Regions from separate parts of the Homo sapiens genome. Here regions 1 and 3 are each linked to region 2. A link is a loop called in an ENCODE intact Hi-C map of the cell type or tissue named here. Cell type or tissue: mammary epithelial cell. All regions are shown on one strand. Links, peaks and the distances in the headings refer to the core of each region. The heading gives the core; the rest is flanking DNA. Region 1 overlaps DMRT1 (doublesex and mab-3 related transcription factor 1). Region 2 overlaps KANK1 (KN motif and ankyrin repeat domains 1). Region 3 overlaps DOCK8 (dedicator of cytokinesis 8).

The links. Hi-C counts contacts between places; a loop is a spot of excess contacts. Peaks named below come from ENCODE experiments on the same cell type or tissue, not always from the same donor. Only the 100,000 strongest peaks of a DNase experiment are listed, where the experiment ranks them.
Region 1: it touches region 2 in a loop (8-fold over the local background); 8 of 110 quality-filtered maps call a loop at or near these places.
Region 3: a loop joins it to region 2, with 4 times the contacts of the local background. A loop is called at or near these places in 11 of 110 quality-filtered maps.

Annotation. Positions count from the first base shown.
Region 1 is chr9:889,278-896,924 of GRCh38, reverse strand. It overlaps DMRT1 (doublesex and mab-3 related transcription factor 1), which reads right to left. Exons shown (of 5, transcript NM_021951.3): 3 at 2,730-3,013. Among named protein-coding and RNA genes, the nearest start is that of DMRT1, 51 kb to the right of the region's middle. RefSeq lists an enhancer at 2,680-2,999. In mammary epithelial cell, for the core only: CTCF peaks have their summits at 2,970 (motif pointing left) and 4,602; a DNase peak (open chromatin) is centred at 2,864.
Region 2 is chr9:608,283-619,210 of GRCh38, reverse strand. The region is part of intron 1 of KANK1 (KN motif and ankyrin repeat domains 1); the gene reads right to left. Among named protein-coding and RNA genes, the nearest start is that of KANK1-AS1, 72 kb to the left of the region's middle. In mammary epithelial cell, for the core only: CTCF peaks have their summits at 3,294 and 5,195; DNase peaks (open chromatin) are centred at 3,240 and 5,220; H3K27ac peaks cover 771 bases.
Region 3 is chr9:404,701-409,700 of GRCh38, reverse strand. It overlaps DOCK8 (dedicator of cytokinesis 8), which reads right to left. Exons shown (of 48, transcript NM_203447.4): 27 at 4,628-4,783; 28 at 2,632-2,771. Among named protein-coding and RNA genes, the nearest start is that of DOCK8-AS2, 63 kb to the left of the region's middle. In mammary epithelial cell, for the core only: a CTCF peak has its summit at 2,278 (motif pointing left); no DNase peak of the experiment used is centred there; H3K27me3 peaks cover 120 bases.

The sequences.
Region 1 (7,647 bases), core at 1-5,000, 280 kb before region 2:
ATTTTAATACCTGAAAAAGGCAGACGCAAAATGGAACAGAATGGGTCAGAGGAAAATTTCAATTCACATTTTCTTGAAGTGGGCTTAGAAAAGTCAATTCTTTTTTTCTTTTGAGACAGAGTCTCACTCTGTCGCCCAGGCTGGAGTACAATGGCGCGATCTCTGCTCACTGCAACCTCCACCTCCCGGGTTCAGACGATTCTTCTGCCTCAGCCTTCTGAGTAGCTGGAATTACAGGCGTGCGCCACCATGCCCAGTTAATTTTTGTATTTTTAGTAGAGACAGGGTTTCACCATGATGGCCACGCAGGTCTTGAACTCCTGACCTCGTGATCCACCCGCCTCGGCCTCCCAAAGTGCTAGGAATACAGGCATGAGCCACCGCACCTGGCCTAAATAATGCTTAAAAAGTCAACCTCACAGAATCAGAGAACAGTGGTTGCCGGGAGCTCGAGGTGGAGGAAATAAAGGGATGTTGGATTAGCGAGGAGTGGTGGTGCGTGCCTATAATCCCAGCTACTCAGGAGGCTGAGGCAGGAGAATCACTTGAACCCAGGAGGTGGAGGTTGCAGTGAGCCAAGATCGCACCAGCCTGGGCGACAGAGTGAGACTCTGTCTCAGGAAAAAAAAAAAAAAAAAAGAAAAGACAAGAAAAAAAAAATCTCAGTTTAAAATGTTCTTACTCCTTCAACAGAACCAAGATACTAATGGTTGACAAATATCTACTGGTCAATCAAAGCATTTATATACAACAAGGGAAATAAAATTCATTGAGCTGGAAAAAAAAAAAGATGTTGGGCAAAGGGTAAAAAGTTTCAATTACGGCTGGGAGTGGTGGCTCATGCCTGTAATCCCAGCACTTTGGGAGGCTGAGGTGGGCCAATCACAAGGGCAAGAGATACAGACCATCGTGGCCACCATGGTGAAACCCCGTCTCTACTAAAAATACAAAAATTAGCTGGGCTTGGTGGCGCGTGCCTGTAGTCCCAGCTACTCGGGAGGCTGAGGCAGGAGAATGGCTTGAACCCGGGAGGCAGAGGTTGCAGTGAGCCGAGATCGCGCCACTGTACTCCAGCTGGGTGACAGAGCAAGACTCCCTCTCAAAAAAAAAAAAAAAAAAAAAAGTTTCAGTTATAAGATGAGTAAATTCTGGGAATCTAACATACAGCATGGTGACTGTACTTAATAATATACTGTACACCTGAAAAATGCTAATAGAGTAGATCTTAAGTGTTATCAACCACACACATAAAAATGGTAACTATGTGAGGTGATTAATGTGTTTGTTAATTAGCTTAATTGTGGCAATCATTGTGCAAGGTACACATATATCAAATCATCACATTGTACATCTTAAATATATACAACTTTTTTTACCCATGATACGTCAATAAAGCTGGGAAAGTGAAAAAGAGGGTCAAACACTTGCACTGAACTCCCAAATATATATGTGGCATTGCGTTGAATCAAATCCCCACTGAGGAAGCCTGAGCATGGCAAATGCATCCAGAATGAGAACAGTTCTTGCAGAATCCTAATGTCTTTCACTTGGAAGAGGGCTTGGAGGTGTTGAGTCTAACTTTTCACCTACATATTCCCACAACATACCTCTGTACAAGGTAATCTAGCCTCTGAATGCTTTTGATGCCTTCAATCTGCTGCTAACAAACGGGCATGATGAAAATGGTTGCAACTGAGGAAGCAGAACAGCCCTAGATAAACGCTCCCTTCTCTAATAAAGTAAAATGCTTTGTTTTACTCCAAATATCAAATGCCCTTGATTGCATGCTATTTTAAAAATACATACTTGGGGCCGGACACGGTGGCTCATGCCTGTTATCCCAGCACTTTGGGAGGCCGAGGCGGGCGGATCACCTGAGGTCAGGAGTTCAAGACCAGCCTGGTCAACATGGTGAAACCCCATCTCTACTAAAAATACAAAAATTAGCCGGGTGGGGTGGTAGGCGCCTGTAATCCCAGCTACTTCACAGGCTGAGGTGAAAAGAAGCACTTGAACCCAGGAGGCAGAAGTTGCAGTGAGCTGAGATCCTACCACTGCACTCCAGCCTGGGCAACAGAGCGAGACTCTGTCTCAAAAACCAAACCAAAACAAACAAACAAACAAAAAAAAAAACAAACTTGGAGAATGAAAGACTGACCTCTATTCCTAGCGAAAAATGCACCCAGGTTGGGTCCAGCTCAACAGTGACCGAATTCCTTTTCTTACCTTTCTTCCATACAGATTATGACCTGTTTCCTTCCCAAGGTGCAAATTCATCACGCAGATTACTGCCACCCAGAAGGCTTTACCCAGCATTTTCTAAGGTGCCCAACGAAAGTGGGGACAAAGCTGGAGGAGGTGGTACCTCATTCAGTACTTGTGATCTGCCTGTGCCCAACTGGTTATTTATGCAACATTCAAAAAATGAGAAAAGTAAAATTTGAAAAAGAAAACAAGTTTGTACATTATTTCTTTCCAATTCCTTGCAGCCAACCTTTGAGGCTAAAGGGCATTATTGACAGAGTAAAAAATTCCTTACACATTTTGCATATTGTGCCTACATGTGTGCAAAATGGCACACACACATATGTGTGTGTACCTGTGTGTGTCACCTGTGTGTGCCTCTGGGCGCACAAGTGCGTGTGTGCCTCTGTGTGTATGTGCATGTGTGTGCACATGCATGTGGCTTTCACACAACCAGTTCACTCTCTGGGTAATTAATATCATACCTGCCACTGGTTTCCTGTCTGACCAGGCACATAAGGTCCGGGGAGGCCCCGAAGGCTGTTCTTCACAGGGGATCCCCCGAGGGGATTTCCCACCTCCCCAGAAGCAGAATCAGCAGCCAAGGCCATGGAGTACTGCGGGCAGTTGTATAGATTGTTGTAATAAGGAAACAGAGACGGCTGGTAGAAGCTGCTGTAGTAGGTGGAGTCTGAAACCAGGTCAGGTGTGTTCTCCACATGCCCTCTGCTGGTGACAGCAGGAATATCCTGGATGACCATACGTCCCTCTAAATTGGAAGAAAAAAGAAAAATACAACATGGTATTAATGTTAGTCCACGAAACTTTACTTCTAAACCTTCCTACCCAAGACCTGCGGAGCAAGGTAGCTGAATATGCAGAAGACAAAACCATCTGTTGCTTCTCCTATAGCCAAAATAAGGGAGAGTTTCTAAGGTTCGCTTCACTCTGGTGGCACAACCGAAAGACTCAGCTGATTGTTTTTACTGAGAGTATCAAAACCATTTTAGAGGTGATTTTAATTACATAAAGCCCAACAGCACAACTTCTATCCAGAAATTCCTATCCTAATGTCAAGAAACTGAAGAGCAAATCTAGTTGACCTGATTGTGCATTCTTAAAACAAAATTAATTGTAGCCACATAGATAGGTTAGAAAGTCAAAACGAGTGGCCAAGAGTTTAGGTGAATTTAGGTGAACACCTGTTTCCTTAACTTCCTTCCACAGGTGATCAGGTATCTTCAGAAATCTGGCCAAAGGTGCGGACCAGGGGCAAACTTCTAGTGTAAGAGGTCAGTAACTATTTCAGGTTTTGTCAACTATTCAATCACTGCTGCAGCATGCTTGTGTTGCAATAAAACTTTATTTATAAAAACAGGCAGTGGGCTGATCTAACCCAAAGACTAGTTTCCCAACCTCTGGCACAGACATTAAAGTGTTTATTGTCAATTCCAATAAATGAATTCCTAAGTCATCCATCCAATGGACATTTATTAAACAATGTTCTAAGAGCCAGTCCGGGTGCCTGAAACGTCTGCCAGCTGCCGTGCCCACAGGGAGTCTACGGTCTAGGATAGAAGATGGGAAGGGAATACCACCTACCACCTACCATCATACAGGAAGACCCATAAACTTCCATGGGAAGTCAGAGGAAACAGAGATGGCTTGTAGCCTAGTTAGAAATTCATGGACAAAACTGCACCTGAGTTGCACTTAAAAAAAGATGCAGGACACAGGTGAAAAATGAGAAAAGGAGAGGAAGGAGAAAGGAGCAGCAAGGACAAAGGAGTGGAAGCAGGAAAGTGGGGGTAGAGTTTGGAATGATGGGCAGGGAAGTGAGGCTGAGGAACTGGATGAGAAAAGGGAAGGAGACATGTAGTATGAAAGATGGGCTAGGGTAAGGTGAGGCGGGCCTCAGTCCAGCTCTCCTGACTCTGGGATGTAATGGGAACCACTGAGTTCTGAGCAAGGAGGTTACACGGTCAGAGCTGTGCTTGGAGGAGATTTATCTAAGGGCAACTGCTTAGGGCAAGTGAAGGAGAGAGAGATCAGAGGCAGAAAGACCTGCTAGGGAACCACCAAAGTGAGTTCAAGGACAGACCAGAACTCTAAGGCCTGCAAATGTAAGAGAGGAGCCTGTTCCAGGGACATGTGGGGGATGAAACGCAACAGAACTGGAGGGCTGAGGGGCTGCCAGGAATTAAGATGCAGGGGAGGCAGAGAGCAGGAGCCTGGGTGTGTAGAGCAGAGGGTGGGCAGGTGTGCAGGTGGAGGGCTGGGTGAGGGTGAGGAACATGAAACGCGTGCTTTTGGGAGAGGCTGAGACTGGAAGCCAGATCCAAGAGTCACCACTGGAGGTGCTAGCTCCATCTGGGCAAGGAAGGGAGGAGCTGTTACAGAATAAAGGAGAGCCAAGACCTGGAGCGTGAAAAACAGAGAATACAACGTCACAGAGGTTAAAGCTGACTTGAATCACAGAGCAAGCAGGCTGTGGTGTCAACTGCTGCTGGGACATCAAGCAAACAGTTCTAGAAAAGACCAACAGACAACTAGGTCTTCAGGGCCTTGCGGTTTTAACCATGATGAAAGGAGCAGATGCAGGCCTGCAAGAGAGCAAGGAGCAACAAGCAACAAGAAATCCAAAGAGATGACTCCAGTGAATGGCCTCTCTCCTACCAGGACTACCAGGACGTGAGATCCAGCAAGAAGGCACCCAGCCTCCGGGCACACCACTGTGTCCTCCGTGCTTAGCACACTGCCAGACACAGTGGGTCAATATTTGCTGAAGGGACTGAGGAATAATCATTTTTCAAGTAGCTTGGCATCAAAAATAATGTGAGTTAAAAGTAAAAGCTCCAGCCAGGCACGGTGGCCCACGCCTGTAATCCCAGCACTTTGGGAGGCCGAGGCAGGTGATTCACGAGGTCAGGAGATCAAGACTATCCTGGCTAACACGGTGAAACCCTGTCTCTACTAAAAATACCAAAAAAAAAAAAAAATTAGCCAGGCGTGGTGGCGTATGCTTGCAGTCCCAGCTACTTGGGAGGCTGAGGCAGGAGAATCGCTTGAACCTGGGAGACAGAGGTTGGAGTGAGACGATATTGGGCCACTGCACTCCAGCCTGGGCGACAGAGCAAGACTCCGTCTGGGAGAAAAAAAAAAAAAAGTAAAACCTCCAGGGAGTCATAAGATCTTGTCGTTTCACTTTTATTTTGTTTATTTACTTATTTGAGACAGGGTCTCACTCTGTCGCCCAGGCTGGAGTGCAGTGGTACGATCTCGGCTCACTGCAACTTCCTCCTTCTGGGCTCAAGCGATCCTCCCACCTCAGCAGCCCAAGTAATTGGGAATACAGGCGCAAGCCACCATGCCTGGCTGATTTTTGTATTTTTTTTAAGTAGAGACGGGGTTTCACCATGTTGGCCAGGCTGATCTCGAACTCCTGAGCTCAAGCAATCTGAATTTTAATAAGCTCTTAGCTTTTTTTTTTTTTAATTTTTTTGTATAGAGATGGGGTCTCACTATGTTGCCCAGGCTGGTCTCAAACTCCTGAGCTCCAGCAATCAAACCACCTTGTCCTCCCAAAGTGCTACGATTACAGGCATGAGCCACTACACCTGGCCTTGTTTCACTTTTCTAAAAAGGTTTAAGGCTGAGCGCGGTGGCTCACGCCTGTAATCCCAGTACTTTGGGAGGCTGAGGTAGGTCTGATCATTTGAGGTCAGGAGTTCGAGACCAGCCTGACCAACATGGTGAAACCCCGTCTCCACTAAAAAAAAAATACAAAAAAAAATTAGCCGGACATCGGCATGGTGGTGCGTACCTGTAGACCCAGCTACTGCAGAGGATGAGGCAGGAGAATTGCTTGAACCTGGGAGGCCGAGGTTGCAGTGAGCAGAGATCGCGTCACTGCACTCCAGCCTGGGTGACAGAATGAGACTCTGTCTCAAATAAAAAAATAAAAATAAAGAAATAAATAGAGGTTTAAGTGTCCTTAAGCAGACAGAATTGGCTCATGAGAGAAATTTCCAGCACAATGCATGGCCCAAAGAAGGTGCCCAGAAACCATCCACTGGCTGAGTGTGTGGGAAAACAAAAACATGCAAGGGAGAGGGCAAAACTAAAGTGCAAGCTCTGGAAGGTCTGGCTGAGATCTACAACAAAATTTATTTTTGAAGCCTCATTTTAAAGTCAGCATTGGTGTCACTTTTCTCTGAAAGGAAACCAAATCCACCTATGCTAGGCTCCTGTAAATGCACTCCCAAACCACTGTTTTATTCTATTCCTTTCCTTTCTTCTCTCCTCTTCCCAGCTAATGAGATGAGACATTCCAATGCCATTATTCCACACCCCCAAGTCTGGAGAGGGCACATGTCCATTCGCTCCTCCTCAACTTCCCCACTGGGCCTTTCTCTTATTTTAAACATCAGTTTGGGCCGGGTGCGGTGGCTCACGCCTGTAATCCCAGCACTTTGGGAGGCTGAGGCGGGCGGCCTGAGATCTCAGCTCAGTCGGCCTGAGCCAAGATCACGCCACTGCACTCCAGCCTGGGTGACAGAGCAAGACTCCGGCTCAAAAAAAAAAAAAAAAAAAAACACGTTTGGTGGCGTTAAGTGGTGGTTTTCTATATCATTCTTTTGTTTTCAAGGTCATGTCTCTATTGTTTATCTGATTACAAAAGCCTTATGAGCTTCTCAAATTTAATAAATTATATGAGCATCTAAGTCAGAAAAAGAATAAATGACCTATCCTACCATGCAGTCATAAACATTAATGGTTCATTCCTATACAATCTCACAGACATTTAGGAAGGCATTTTAGACACTTAGGCCTGTCCCTGCATTAAAAACACTGAATACCTCCCACTTAAGGCCTGCCTTTCAAAAGCAAGCTTCTTAAAAAAGAAAACAAAATACAGTAGCAGACGAATAAATAGAAACCCAAGGATTCCAGCATTCCAGAATCAGGGCACAGCACAAGTTCTTGAATTTCTGCAGCATGACCTTAATCTGAACCTTTTATCAGGCCTCAGTTTATCAAGCAACAAAATAATGGCAGTAATAACTCTGAAGGTAACAAGAGAATGGCTTCAATAAACTGCATAGTAAACCTCAACTAAAATGCTACGTCAGGTCAAAGCAATAATTTGTTTTGTTACAGCTGACTGTAATTAGTTAACAACACCATCACTTTTCCACTTACCCGTATTTTATTTCCTCTTTCAAGTTATACCAAGCTTTAAGAATAAATAGGAGATATGTATTGGAAAAGTTGTTCCATACCAATATTTAAATAATAAAACCATTTGAACTTTGGAAGAGCAGATGTCTGCCTTTACGCTGTTAAAATGTTTAACCACTTTAAAAAAGTTAGATTTGACAAAGTACTATGTGTATAAACCAC
Region 2 (10,928 bases), core at 2,719-7,718:
TCAAAAGCACTGTAGCTCTCCCCTGTTCCTTTTAAGTATTGGCTGTAAAGCAAGAACTGAGGATTCAGAACTACAAGGAAGCTTTTAACTGACCTGGGTAAGCATTTAAAAAGAGAGGCTTGTACTTAGTTATGGCCATTTTCTCTCCTAAAGGTCCTGTGGATTTTGACCAACAGACACTAAATTTAAGTTCATAAAATGTAGAGTCCACATTTAAAAACATTTTCTTAAGTCACAAGGTGCCTGAAAATAAGTAGTGAGGTTATTTTCTCTAATTTTCTATTTTTCTTCTTTGACAAGTTTTATTCTCTGTTTTAAGGCTCGTGAGGAGCCATGGATTAATAAGGTGGAGACAATTTTGCCTCAAGACAGGTATTAAATGTCAGCGATGAGAGGAGAAAACACCGCCTGTTCACCCAGTGTGCAGGAGCTTTCTTACTGAATGGAAGCATCACTTCCCAAATGACCAGTTTGGATGTTGTGGTTGGAGACTTTTTTTTAAAAAAAGCAAGCCCTGGCATTCATCATCATTTAAAAAAATAATTTCACGAATGTCTACTGTGCATGTGAAGCAGTGATTCAGATGCCTAGGAGTGAATATGTTTTTTTAAATGATGCAATCTTTGCTTTAAAAAAAATTGTTCCGATAAGTATTTTGACTAAGAGAAAATATCTGTTTCTTCATTTTAAAAATGTAATCTGGGGCCAGGCATGGTAGCTCACGACTGTAATCTAAGCACTTTGGGAGGCTGAGGTGGGCAGATCACTTCAGGTCAGGAGTTTCAGACCAGCCTGGCCGATATGGTGAAACCCTGTCTCTAGTAAAAATACAAAAATTAACTGGGTGTGGTGGCGTGTGCCTGTAGTCCCAGCTACTCGGGAGGCTGAGGCAGGAGAATTGCTTGAACCAGCAGGTGGAGGTTGCAGTGAGCTGAGATCACGCCACTGCACTTTAGCCTGTGTGACAGGGCGAGACTCTGTCTCGTAAATAAATAAATAAATGTGATCTGGAATTAGAATAGCCTGTATTTTCTTCAATGAATGCCATAATTTTATATTACATGGGCTTTAACCTGTATATTTTGTTCTTGGGAATACTTTTCCTTACCTAAAGGAAGCAGAATTCCGTGGGTACTACTGAAATAACCTTCAAGATACTGCCTTGTGTGCAGGGTAAATTATATTAGGAGGCAGGTAGGCCAAACTGATTTTTTTGGTAACTGCCCACAGTAAGTGTGGCATCCAGAGAGTGGTTCCATAAATGTTACTGAGTCAGGATTCATGTCATCCTCCATTCTGCCCGCACCCTCTTTCAGTAAGAAATTCCATTCTATAAATACGTGCTTTCTTTTTCACAAAAGACAGAAGTCTTACATGGAGCCTACTCCTATGAGAAACCTGAGCAGGAAAGAGGAAAGTGGAAGAAGCAATCTGAAGTGTGCACATGCACGCGTCACAAACTGGCCTGCTGATCGGAATGTCTGCTGAGGAAGAGAGGTGCAGACTGTCAGCCTATCAGCCTAAGTTTACGGTGGGAAAATTTCAGCCTGGGAAGTAACTTTTCCTGCCCACCCATATTGGTGTGCCTCCCCCAACAGCCAGGTGAAAGAAGAGCAGCTGGCTCTTGATCACCATCAAGTAGCTGTAAAGGTGATACTGGGCTCTGCCTGCCAGGCTGCCTTCAGGGTCCCAAAGAACAAAGCTCCAGGGTCCTGAACCTCTTTGGCCAGACAGCAAAAGTAACTACTTCTTAGACTAAACAGATAAACCCGTGTGAACATGAGCTAACATTTTTGAGAAAATAAGGGAATAAAACATAGGTTTTAGACATTTGCCACAACCCCCCTCCTCCCCAATCCTTCTCCTAACCAATTCCATTTATCCTTTGAAGACAAAAGACATGTCTGGTTTTGAAAAATAAATGTTAAACAAGGAAGGCAACGAGTGAAGTTGTAGAATACAGATTGTTAAAGAAACTAAACCACTGCCAAAAGAACTGGACTCAGTAAAATAACATTAAGGACAGTTCAAATATACCATAAACTCTTTATTATATTTTATTAGACATAATGATTCCTTGCAAGAATGAAAAAAAAATCGACCTAACTGACCTAACATTCACTTACGGTAGTATATTAAAAAAAAATTATTCTCTCTTAGACTACTGAGATCTTCTAGAGAAGGGACTGCATTTTAAACATGTGGTAGATTACATTACTATTCACCAAAATTTCCTGCTCCTTCCTAAGGAAGAATCACATATCCCCACCCTCACTCAACTCGGGTGTGGCATTGTGACTTGCTTTAACCAATGAAGTGGTAGCAGAAATACCATGTCTCACTTCCAGGAAGAAGTTTTAAGGGCTAGTGTGGAACTTTGCCTTGCTTTCTTTCCTTCCTCTGCTATAAAGAACAGCAGCGACATAAGCAGAGGCTGCTCCATCACAGGTTGAGGTCAACACTGAACACAGCTGCAGCTGACAAATAATGGACGTGTAGCATATGAGTAAAAAAATCAGTGTGTGTTGTTGAAAGCCACTGAGATTTGGGGTCTTGCAGAATAATTACTATCTTGATTGATAATGAGTGGCTTAGAAAGGACACTTAGTAAAGCCAAGCCTGGATGGAAGGATAGAGGATATAAAGTATTCAGAAATTCCAGTGGTGAAATTTGGTAGGTATCAAGTGAATATAAATGAAATATTTCTTTGATTTATATGTGTAAAGACAGCAGCTTTTAGCTTAAATGACAGCTTGGAGAAGTGACAAAATAGAGGTTTCGTAAATTAAAGATCTGGCTATGCAGTTTGATGGTAATTTAAGTGGTGTTCAGGATGTCCATTCTAATAATCAGCACAAGATCTACTATCTTAAATCCAAGTTGCTTCAGACACGAGTTGATACAGTATCACCTAAATGCTGAGGACTCACTGAAGTGACTGCTGAAAAGCCTTCACTTTAGTCCTCACGGTTATGTCATGCAATAAGGTAGGACCGGATAAAATTTGGAAGTCTAGTAACCCAAGCCAGTTCCTAAGTTTACCTAAACCTGAAAATTTCATCTTGTTGATTGAAACTCTTCAGCATTAAACATTTCTTTATTGAGCTTCAGTGGATGTGGTGCTCGGCTGATGCTGGGTGGGGAGGTGACACTGGTAGGACGGATACAGAAGAGTCCCTGTTGATCCTTAATATGAGAAACCTTCCTTAGGCTTTCATGCCTCAAGAGGCTTGTCTGGGCAGGCAAATGGCATCAACACAGCTGTTGAACATATGCTATCAGCTGGCACCACCTTTGGATCCTGGCATACCAAGGACCAGAAGTAGGCCAGCATTTTTCCACCTGGATTCAGCAGTTGTTTTCCCTGTTCGTTCTTTCATTCCTCATGGGTCTTTAGCTAGGTTAGGTATCACTTGGGATCTCCTCTACCACTATCTTCTGTCTTTAAATGTCAAAGAGAATATATAACATTTGTTCTTCATGTCTTGGACTTTATGGTGATCTAATATCCAGAAGCTGGTGTTAACTGGACAAATGCAAAGACCAACCAGGGAAAATAAACTGAAAGCACACCAATTAATTAAGTCTTTACCTAAAGGATATACTATGGGACTGACTCTGTGCTAGGTACCACAAGAACAAGTGGGAATCAAATTCCAGCCCTTGAGTAGCCTTTTTAGTCTATTTGATAAGAAAAAGAGAAAAGAAACAACATTATTCCCCCTCTTCTTAACTAGCATAATTTTAAAATGTGGGTACTCAAACCATCACAGGTAAGGCTTTCTCCCACCCAGTGATACTTCTGTAGAAAGAAAAAAAGAGGGAATTCTAGCAAAAAGGAAGAGCATATGATGCCAGATGGACTAAAAGAGCAAAGAATACAATTCATCAGCAAATTATGTGTCTATTAACAGTTTCAAATAAAATGCAATAAAATATATTTATAGTATGTTGGTATCAAAAAGATGATACTATGCCAGGCGCGGTAGCTCAAGACTATAATCCCAGCACTTTGGAAGGCCAATGCAGGAGGACTTGCTTGAGGCCAGGAGTTCAGGACCAGTCTGGGCAACACAGGGAGACCCTCTACAAAAAATTAAAAATTAGCTGGGTATGGTGGCGCACACCTTTGGTACCAGCTACTCGGAAGGCTGAGTAAGAGAATTGCTTGGGCCCAGGAAACGGAGGCTGCAGTGAGCCATGATTGCATCACTGCACTCCAGCCTGAGACCCTGTCTCAAAAAAAGGGCAGGGGGGGGATGGGTACCATAAAATTATATATGTACAATTTTGTACTATATTAAGAATTGTATGTAGGAGTAATCACAATCAGAATACATATATAAATATGAATGAGCAGAAGTTTAAGGTGATGGGCTGTAGTGATTTTTTAAAAATATAAAGTACATTTATATACATTTCTTTAAAAGATCATGTTCACTAAATCCACAAGGCCCACAACCTACACCAAAATCTCTAGCCCAGCAGTTTTCAACACTAGAGAGTACTGGCCCCACCCCAGGAGGCACACGGAAATGCATGGGAGTGTTACTGGGCAGTCATGTCTGAGGGGCACTTCCGGCATTTAGTGGGCAAGGGCCAGGAATGCAGAATACCCTGCCGCACACGAGACAGTCCCACACAATGAGGAACTGTCCTACTCATAACACCAGCAGCACAACTGTTAAGAGATTGCCACTAGGATAGGACCAAGATCAGTGTCAGCCAAGATATGCTGTAAAAATCCTAAAATTTAACAAAATACCATTAACTTTATGCCAGTATGATTTAAAAATAAATCTTTTTCATTTAAAAAAACTGCAGAAGTATATAATCACTCCTCAAAGATGGAAATGGGTAAAAGATCCTATTACCTGAATAGAGAAAACAATCTCATTTCCTGAGAGAGATCATATTGCTTTCATGCTAGAAACAATTTAAACAAACACTGAGGGTCGAAAAATTATCCCCATCTGCTAAACACACTTTTGTACCTTATCAATACACCATTATCTCACAGCTGGTTTGTGAACTCTTGTCAGTAACTCCTGCCCCGGACTGAAAGTTCAGAAACAAAGAAGCAAGGACAAGTGGCTGGAAACCCTGCAGCCACTGGCATGACCAAGAACTGAGCACTCTGCTGGCCGACTTGCTCCTTGTGAAAAATGGCCCTCCAGTGCCACCCAGAGATGCTTGGAGCGCTATGCACAGCGCCTTCTTCCCGGCCTCAAATAAGAGGGGAGGAGAAAAAGGAGAACTACTCTTTCCTGTAGGGCGCAGAAATGAGATCCTTTATGCTCAGTTAAATGGTCTTCCTACTTTTACCCATGTTTAGTACTTAGGACAGTCACACTCATATTTAACTTCCCAAAAGGCTGGTGACACTGCCATCTAGTGAATACAGTCTTTTTTACAACAGAAAGTCACAAAACTTAAGGGGCTCATGAACCTGTATTTTTAAAGTAAAGTTCAAGAAGTATCCTGTTTTTAATCTCATTTGAAATACTACTTAATTTACATTGAGAAGAGGAAAAAAGTTAGTAATAGAGAGTTTGCTCTCTGTGGATTCCTTTTAGGAATTAGCAAAATTTCAAAAATGAATACAACAGGAGAATGTAAACAAATTCGATTTTCCATACAGCAGGGGAGTCCAACGTTTTGGCTTCCCTGGGCCACACTAGAAGAATTGTCTTGGGCCACAAATAAAATACACTAACACTAATGATAGCTTATGAGCTTTAAAAAAATCTCATGTTTTAAGAAGTTTACAAATTTGTGTTGGGCTGCATTCAAAGCTGTCCTGGGCCACATGCAGCCTGTGGGCCATGGGTTGGACAAGCTTGTCATAAAGGACTGAAGCTCTGCTCTATCTCCAGCAACGATTGTTACAGCTGTACTTGCTATCTAGTGTGCTGTTCACAGCATGGTCCACTTGTCCCTATATGGTGACTACTTGTGCTTTTCTTGAGTTGCTAGCTTACTGAATCTTAAAGATGCTGTGAACTATGTATCTGGTCACAATTACTTCTTTGCCTTGGCTGCTAGGAAGCATGGAGCCAAATTACTGGCCTATTCTGGTCTACTTACAAGATCTTTTACAGTACATGCTACCTCTATCTTTACTCCATATTTCCTCCTCTTGATATCTTCCTTCTGTCCCAATATCTTCACCCACTCATTTAAAAATTTTATTTTGTATGCCCCTTTAATTTGGTACATATAAATAAAACACATTAGTGTTATTTGCTGTGTGTATGATGCTCCTGTTGGGATCCTCTGCATGTAACCATAGGCATATGTATGGCAAATATCACAGGCAAAGGTGATTTGTGTCTTATATGACTCTTAGGGTCTCTTACTACTTCTTGACTCCCCATTAGGAGAGCTGCTGCTGGTCTAAACTGGGGTTCGAAAGAGTGTCACAGTCAAAGGTATTGCTCACATATAACTGCTACCTTTTCCACATTCCATTCCAGTATGGCCGCCTGAGATGTCCGGCTTAAATTTCTAAGCAGCTTCTTCAGCTGAAGGGACTGCTTTTTTAATTTCTCATCCCACAAATCCTGTCTCATTGTTTCTGTACTTTGTCCCATTCCTAGATAGTTGACCTATGTATTCCAAATGATAACTTTTTTTAATATGAAACGTTTTTAACATAAAGGCTTACTAAAAGGCAGAACATAAACTGTTTTAGCAAAAGGCATAAAGATGATGACACTGAAACCCTAAAGGCTGTCTTCAAAAAAACACCGATAATGTGGGATACCTTATCACCATTTCAGCAGACATCATGTCTAAGAAACCGGGCCTACATACTGTTGAACTACATTCATTCCTGTTGAGATAATGACACCCAGTCAGAGTGCATCACTGGGACATCTTAGACTTTGTACTGAATTTCTCTTTCTTATCTCCAATAACTGGCTATTAAAAAAACACAGATTGCAAAAATCACATTCTCAGTCTTACCCAAGAGCCACAACACCTGGCTTTGTGTATTTTCTCTACAGCTGCCAAAAGCACAAAACAACAGATAGTTTCCTATTAACAAAGTGCAATTTAAGAGGCATAGGTGGCTTTGTGTGGGAGGTACTATGGGTAATATGTGTGTTCATTATGCAAATGAAAGCCAATCCTATTTTTAAATGTACTTTTATATGTACAGGCAAGGGCACATAAGAGTTAGATGGTCGGCCGGGCGCGGTGGCTCACGCCTGTAATCCCAGCACCCTGGGAGGCCGAGACTGGCGGATCACAAGGTCAGGAGATCGAGACCATCCTGGCTAACACGGTGAAACCCCATCTCTACTAAACATACAAAAAATTAGCCGGGTGTGGTGGCATGCGCCTGTAATCCCAGCTACTCAGGAGGCTGAGGCAGGAAAATCGGTTGAACCCGGGAGGCGGAGGTTGCAGTGAGCTGAGACTGCACCGCTGCACTCCAGCCTGGGCAACAGAGAAAGACTTTGTCTCCAAAAAAAAGAGTTAGATGGTCAAGGTGATGAAGATTACAAAAATATTACTGGGAAGATAAACTATCAAAAATGCCTGCAAAATAGAATGACACTGTCATTTGACAGTCAGATAATTAGTGTCAAAGGTTCTGAATTTTAGACACACTCCTATCTAATGGGATCGACATACCTATGTTATTAAGAAGTGAAGTGAAATGTAACTTCCTCAGTGGCTTGTTTGGATTCAGCTTCTGTGCAAGGAGCAGGCACTAAGACACATCTGAAAAGCATGAGAGACAGAGGACATGGGCCTTAAGGTTTTTATTCCAAGTTCAATCATTACTTGAGTCCTGTACTTTTTTCTATGTCCTACACTGAATCCTGGAGATAAGTGTAGTCATCCAAGCTTACACATTGGAAATTAAGGCATAGAGTCGGTGAGGAACTGGCCCCGTGGGCTGGGCTCTTGGTTCAGTGACAATTGTCTGTGACTTACTAAAAGATTCTTTAGTTTGCCTGTTGTTTTTAGTAGAAAGCTGTGGGCTGGACCCAATACTAACAAATGGAACTCAGGGGGCTGACAGCGACATCTCTGAAGGCCAAAAAACCTCCTCACATGTCAAGCCAACCGTCCCTTCAGGTCTTGGGGATGGAGATAGGGCTGGCAGGTGGAGTGATAAGGTAACCTAATTATAATAATGCCAGAGTAATAAAGTGAGTGACAACATAAAGGATACAGAAGATGCCTTCTGTCAGAGACAAAGAATTCAAAAACAATCAAATAAAACCACCAAACAGGAGAATACCATTTCATTCTTCTTCTACGGGACTGGGGACGATGTTAACCATTTATAAACAGCACTCTTGCGTACTGGCCTCTTTCCCTTTGCCCAGTCTCAGTTCCCAGAAAAATAACCACAAACATGATCTCTGCCTCTGGGTCTAGAAGATGAAATCAAGTCTCAAAGATACTCAGGTCACAGATGTGCAAGTCTAAAGCTGTCTCAACTAACCCTCCGAGCTTTCCAAGGCTAGCTATGCCTCCAGTTCCTGGAATGTACAATTCTTCTCTTATCTACAAGGATTCTTCAATGGCCCTTAAACCCAGGAAAGCTGGAAACTGCAGGTTGTAGCCATGTCTTGATCAGAGTCAAGGGGGCATGGACATCATTTAACATTACCTGACGCAGCAGAGGGTACTCGGTCAAACCAGCTGCTATATTAAACCAACACTGGACACCTCTATGGCTTATCCACAGAGGGAACTGTCAGGATTCTATTTCTTAAATCATGTATCTAAACCAGTACTTTATTTTTTCACCCATATAGTACACCATTATCACTTCCATATCACTCAATTCTTCAGGACTATCTTTTCTCATTATATATAACATTTGCTTAAGGTCTCATCATGGTTCACTTTGGAGAGCAGGACTGAAGTTCAGTGAGAATGTTTTTTCATCTTATATACTTCTAATATTCTAATTTATTAGGATAATTGTGTTACTTTTGTAAAGAGTTTTTGATAAACGTAAGTGTTCAACCAAATTAAAATGTATTCATACCTTTAATCTAGTTATTCCTGTGAACTTATCGCAAGGAAGTAACTTATTATGGCCTGAAGATTTCACTGCAATGATACTTAAAGTAGCAAAGAATTAGACACGATCTAAATTTTAAACATGAGAAAGTCAGTTTTATAAATTATTGTACATTAATGTAACAGTATTTATCATTATAATTGTAAAGGCTTCATAAATGAGTGGAAAGTCCTGACACCTCAAGTAAAACAAGCATTCCAAATAAAAATCAAACCACATAAATATATGTATAAGAAAGATAAAAACATTTCTATGTGAGAGTGGTACAATTCTACGTAATTTGAAATTTTAAAAATTTTCTTTAGTGAATAAATATAAAATACTTACTAGAAAGTAGCCTGAGAAAAAATAATTTTGCCATAGTTCCAAACTATGATATTAACCAAATTAAGATACTTCTCCTTTATTTAGAATTAACTTTAAAGGGAATAAAAGAAGTACCAATAGATTAAAAGGCAAAATATGTTAGCAGGATCAATGTCTATTGAGTCTATTCATTATTTTATTTTATTTATTTATTTTTTGGGACAGCGTCTCACTCTTGTCACCCAGGCTGGAGTACAGTGGAGCGATCTCAGCTCATTGCAACCTCCACCTCCTGGGGTTCAAATGATTCTCCTGTCTCAGCCCTTTGAGTAGCCGGGACTAAGGGTGCACGCCACCACACCCAGCTAATTTTTTGTATTTTTAGTAGAGATGGGGTTTCACCATGTTGGCCAGGCTGGTTTTGAACTCCTGACCTCAGGTGATCCGCCCTCCTCGGCCTCCCAAAGTGCTGGGATTACAGGCGTGAGCCACGATGCCCAGCCTATTGATTCTATTTAAAAAGGACTTGTAGCTAGCAATAAAGTTTAAGGAATTCCCAAAGAACTGTTAAGCAAATCTATTTAATTTACAAACAATAAACTTATAAAATGTTTTCTAAATTAAAATAATATAGTGGCATTATAAAAACACCACTGCAATTAGCAGTTTAATAATGTGGTAAATAATACTAGGTAAAGCCAATTGCTATTTATGGACAATCTTTTTTTTTTTCAGCCAGCTTTCTGAAGGGTTAGGGGTCAAGTCTTCTTCCCTTTGAGTTCTGAGAACATGAAGATTTTCAACGATCTTGCAGGAGTTCAAGTCCCAAAGGGTAACTGAACAAGGAAGGATATCAGCAGTGACCCCGAAAGCTAACAACAAGCGTGAGTATACGCCCATGTGTTATTTCCCATGCTTCCATCCAAGAAAATGCTCTATTGAAGCAATGTGTATGAATGCATCTATTATGCATGTCACCATGGCCTTATCCCACTCAGTCTCAACATTGGCTTAGTTCACCTCCCTTGGAAACACTCTGGACCATCAACTGGGGTGGAGGTTGTTAAGTAACTCTGTGAGTTGCCTTCATCTAGGTAGCTCTTCAGGTGTGGTTCGTCAGCCACACCCTAATAACTGACAACCTTTGTGAACAATTTTTCAATTCTGTTTATCTCCCTGACTTGATGAAAGACAGACTGACCAAATCAGTCAGTCGTGATGATGTCCTGATGATGGCATTCCTCCCGAAGTGACTAGAGAGAGAGCCCACTCTTGTAAACTTCAACTACCTTGACAGTTCCCACATGTAAATGCCCTAAAGTCAATCATCTTCATCTCACATGCTCTGAAACAATGATCTTTTCTTATAGGTAACATTGGCCAACATTAGATATAAAGAATTTTTAAAAAATGATTTCTTTTAGCTCTTTAAGAGAATACACAAATATTGATAAAGGAGAGTTGGTCTATGGTCACGTAGAATGTGCTATACAACAAATGAAACTTATTGTTATAATTCTGAAAGTTTTCACGCCTGTAATCCCAGCACTTTGGGAGGCCGAGGCG
Region 3 (5,000 bases), core at 1-5,000, 210 kb after region 2:
AATGTAAATGACGAGTTAATGGGTGCAGCACACCAACATGGCGCATATATACATATGTAACAAACCTGCATGTTGTATACATGTACCCTAGAACTTAAAGTATGATAATAATAAAAAAAGAATCCAGATTTAAAAAATATATACATATATATACATTTTTTTCTTTCAAACAAAATAAGGCTACATCAGAATTCAACGTTATATAGAAAATATTAACCAAAATTTTAAATGACTCAGACTCTTGCACTGTGGCTAAAGTAAGATAATTGTAAATTGCATTTCAAAAGTTTTTCTTGTTCTTAGTCTGTGGTCCCGGCAATGGGTTGTGTTTTGAATTAGGCATTGCAATTTGCTGGCTTAACACAAAGATGATAGACAATTTCTAAATGCTTGAAAAACACTGTGGATTTAACGATGCATAGACACTTGTGGATATACCCAGGTGTCAGAGATCCAAGGGAAACCCAGTGGAAACTGGAGCTGTAGCTCCCTAGGGGTTCAGGTACTGAGATGCGTCCTTCTGGCCCTTGCCCCATGGATGTACAGGTGTTGGCAAGTCTACCAACTGTCTTGGAAGCAAAAGAAAAAAAAAAAGGAAGTGCTGATCAATAGGAAGTATTGTTGAAGCATGACATTTTTCTGAGGTTTTAGCTTACATGATGAAGTTGTGACAGTGTATCTAATGACTTTCCAGGAGAGTAACTGACAACCCAGCAATCAGGGATTACTGTGTTGCCAAAGGAGTTACACTGTTAATTACTCTTTTGGGGGAGAAAGGGTACTGTGTGTGTGCATGTGCACGCGCGTGTGTGCGTGTGTGTGTGTGTGTGTGTGTGTGTTTGAAGAATGTATCTACCTGATTAAACATAATTACATGATTATCTCTGAATATACTCTACCTTGTTGCTAGTAATATAACAGCAACAATTTTACAAGGAATCCAGAACAGAATGTCATGGCTGTTTCCAGCTAGAATGAAAATAGAAAATAGAAACTACGCTATTGTAAATACTAAAGATGTTTCTAGAAATCACTTAAAGTACTGCTATTAAAGGACAACTAAGAAAATGTATGTACATGTTTGTGCATGAAGGCAATTTTCTTTGTGTTCAAACTTTCTTCTCAGTATCTTACTTATTAGCATAAGTGTTCGGTGCACTTTTTGTTGCTGTGGAAATTTATGTTAGTTGTAGGGTAGAACATTCTACTGAGATAATTGGGAGAAATTTAGTTAGAGTTGAGAAGAGAAGATAGAATTGAAGCCATGGAAAGTGAAGTTCTCAAAGGATATACTCAGGCCAGTTTATCTGGAAGGAGGCAGAATTGAGAGCTAAAAGCATGAGATTCCCCACACTATCCTGCCAGGAGACGCAGACATAGAGTCACTTCAGCGGTGTCAGCCTGGGTACATAGCTTGGGACACATGTGACTGTTGCAGTTGCACGAACTCGATGTGCTCCTGTATTTGTTTCATGCAGGAACCTCCTGTTTCCTTCACTAAATTGTAAGCACTTTGAGAGAACTTGAGAAATTCCATTTAGATAAAAATCCATCCATAACATACAGCAATGCTACCATTAATTAGCAAACATTATTCTGGAAACCTCTTTAGCATAGGAGTCATGGGAACAGGTTCCCTGTGCAGGGAGATGGTTTGGTATAGGAGAGTGGGTCCTGGGAAGGGACTGGGAAGACCATGGCTTTAGATTTCGTTCTCTGTTATGGAATAGTGGGCAAGTTCCTGCAATTCTGTATGCCTAATCTAAACACCAGAAGTGTTGAATCTCAACTACTTTGCAATCCTAATCATCTTTGAATCTGAGTCCCTGGATGGTGAGCTCTTGAGGGGCAGCGAATTTTGTCTGTTTTGTGCACTGATATATCTCTGATGTACTCTAACACCTAACTGTGTCTGTCCCATGGAAGGCATTCAATAATTGTTGAACGGAATGAATAATATTTTAGAAGGCATTATCTTTTTCAGTCCAATCAGATAGGCTGTGGGTTTCTGACTCCATGAGCTCACGGAGCATAGGGAGAGAAGGAAAGAAGGGGGTGGTCTACCTCTCTGTCTGTTGACTTCTAGGCTAGATACTGCCACATGTCCCTGAGTAATCAGATAGATAAGAGGTAAAAGGATTCAGAAGCCCTGGATGTGTGGTGTCTCTTGGCCTGAGAAGCACTGTCTGCAAGAAACCTAATCTGGGCATGGGACAGCTGCCTTCTCAGCAGCCATTATTTCCTTCATCAGCTTTGAACCAAGTGACATCTTGTGGTTGCCTCTGCATGCTATCCCCTTTGTTAAAAATGGCTTTGCTCCTAGGGAGTTCACTAATCAAAGCATCCTTGGGAAACCTGCTATAGCAGAACTGGTAAATTCCACTGAAATAGTTGACCAAGAAAAGTCATTTTGTAGTTCTTACCCATCCCTGGTGCCTTTCTACACAAGAAAGGCCTTTCTTGTGCCTTGTGCTTATGGGTACCATATTCTCAAGACAGATGTTTCTACTCCTCAGAACTGGTCAACTACAGTAGAGTTTTTTACCAAGTGTGAGAAGCTAGACTGCAAATTTTATTAAAGAACATCTGTTTTTTTGGCTTCATCTTCCATTTTAAATGCCAGAAACATACCCTTCCCCTTCGGCATCCAGGGCAGCAGCCAGTTCTGTGAAGAGGAGCCCGGTGAGGAAGTGCTGCTGGCGGTACTCGGAAGTCAGATCGAACATGCTGGCGATCTTCTGGTCCTGGAAGCTGGAGCAGGAGCTTGAGTTCTACAGAAACGTAAGGAGCCATTTTATGAGCCACAAGAACTGGAATGAAAATAGCGATGGCCAGTGTTTACTGAGTCCTCGCCCCAGCCAGGCTTCGTGAGCCCTCCCCAGTGAGGTAGGTACTCTGGTGCCAGATAAGGCGGACAAGGAAACTGAGGCACAGAGTGGTTACTGCACTTTCCCATACCCACAGAGAGAAGACTGCCCAGCGGGAAAGATGAAAATAAAGCACCCCGGGTCTGTTGAAAAATGAATGACGCTCCCTTTCCCACCTGAAATCAAAAGCTGAAGATAAAAATCCTAGCATAAAAGTTGGACAGAGAAATAAGAACCTCACCCAGTCCTGGGGCTGGGAACAGGCAATTCCTCTGTAACCAAATGCCCCCTTTGTTTAAGGCCCTGCTTACTCAGGTACCTTCTTTTTTTTTTTTTTTTTTTTTTGAAAGACAGAGTGTCACTCTGTTACCCAGGCTGGATTGCAGTGGCATGGTCTCAGCTCACTGCAACCTCCCTCTCCCGGGTTCAAGCAATTCTCATGCCTCAGCGTCCCAAGTAGCTGGGATTACAGTCACACTACCACACCTGATGCATTTTTGTATTTTTAGTAGATATGAGTTTTCATCATGTTGGTCAGGCTGGTAACTCCTGCCTCAAGTATTCCACTCCCTTTGGCCTCCGAAGATGCTGGGATTACAAATGTGAGCCACCGTGCCCGGCCTCAGCTACACTTCTGAATTTGGCTTAAGCACATTGTCAGACTTTTGCTGGCCTGGAACTACAAGTGATGTCAGGGAGGGAAGTATTAGATTTACCGGTCCTCAGTAATTCCTGTCCTGTATTTGTATCCTGGGAGCACACTTTATATTTCATTAAGAGCATCTAAAGTGTCTTTAGAAATCCTTCATGGTTTTGTGAGCCTGGCCCCTGGGTTTGGCCACTCCCTGGGGCAGTCAGAAGGGGAAGGTGGGAAAGAACCTAGGGTAAGCTTAGTCCAGGGAAGTTTTAGGACTTAAGCTGCTGGGCAGGATGGAGCAAAAAGTTTATACATTTTGAATTGCTGCTTGTGAGTCAGATCTTTCCCTGTTCACAGTAAGATGGTCATGTAGCTAATATCTGGATCATGCCATATGGCATATATGGCTAAGATTTTTTTTTCAATTAGTAAGACAAGCCTTCACTTTTGTACTAGTATCAAGGAATATGCAACAGAAATATAACCTAATAATGAGAAATTTTGCCTGATGCTCTGAGCTACTGATGTGTTCCCTATAAATGGAATGTGACTATCAAACAGCATGTTCTTAAAGTTATTCCAGAGTAACATTTCAAAAAATGTATGAGGTGGGGTGGGGTTTCCATGTTAAATCATTTGGGGAATCACTGCTTATCATGCACACCTCCTCCCATTTCCTCTTCTGCTTCTCGTGCATTTGCAATTGACATGAACAAGTTAAAACCTCTTAGAGGGCCTGCTGCAAAGAAACCTGGTGAATACATGGTTTCCAAAACTTATTTACTTTGGAATCCTCTATTTGCATAATATAACAATTGGCTAATGTCAGACAAAGGAAGATTTGAGACTTTTCTATGAGTTTCTAAATTTCATAGGGCTTATTGGATTCTTGGCTTTACTTAACCTGATCAGGGAGCCTTGAGCCTGGGGAGAAACCAATTACTTAGATTGTTAATTCTTAGCTAGTGGTGTAACTTCAGGGTAGCATACTTGATCTGGTTTGAATTGTTTGATTTTTTGTCAAATTAATAAGACTAACCTTTATAGGAAATACATGATTAAACTGAGCTAGTTAAATGAAATAGCTTGAATAATTCTTTTAGTTAAATAATTCTTTTATTACCTGGGAAGATATGGAAGGACAAGGAGATGTTGGAGCAGTATCAGCATTCATAAAAAAAAGGTTCAGATTGAGGTAATGCTCATGGCTACAGAGGATTCTCAGGAACTCTAGCCTCATGGAAATGAGCGTTGGAAGGTTACTGAGCTTGGCTGACAGCTGGGAAGAAAAATGAAAAGAGGAATGAAACATTTATTACAAGGTAAGTGGAGTTGAGGTTGGCAGACACAAAAATATCCTTTCTCTCCAGGTTAAGGCAATCAATTTAATAAAAACTAATGGGATAGTGCAACAGATGGTAAATTCTGCATTACAGAGAGGTCTAATAAATTTTCATTCATTACTGTTCCCCTTAGTGATTCTAGCCTAGTAGCTG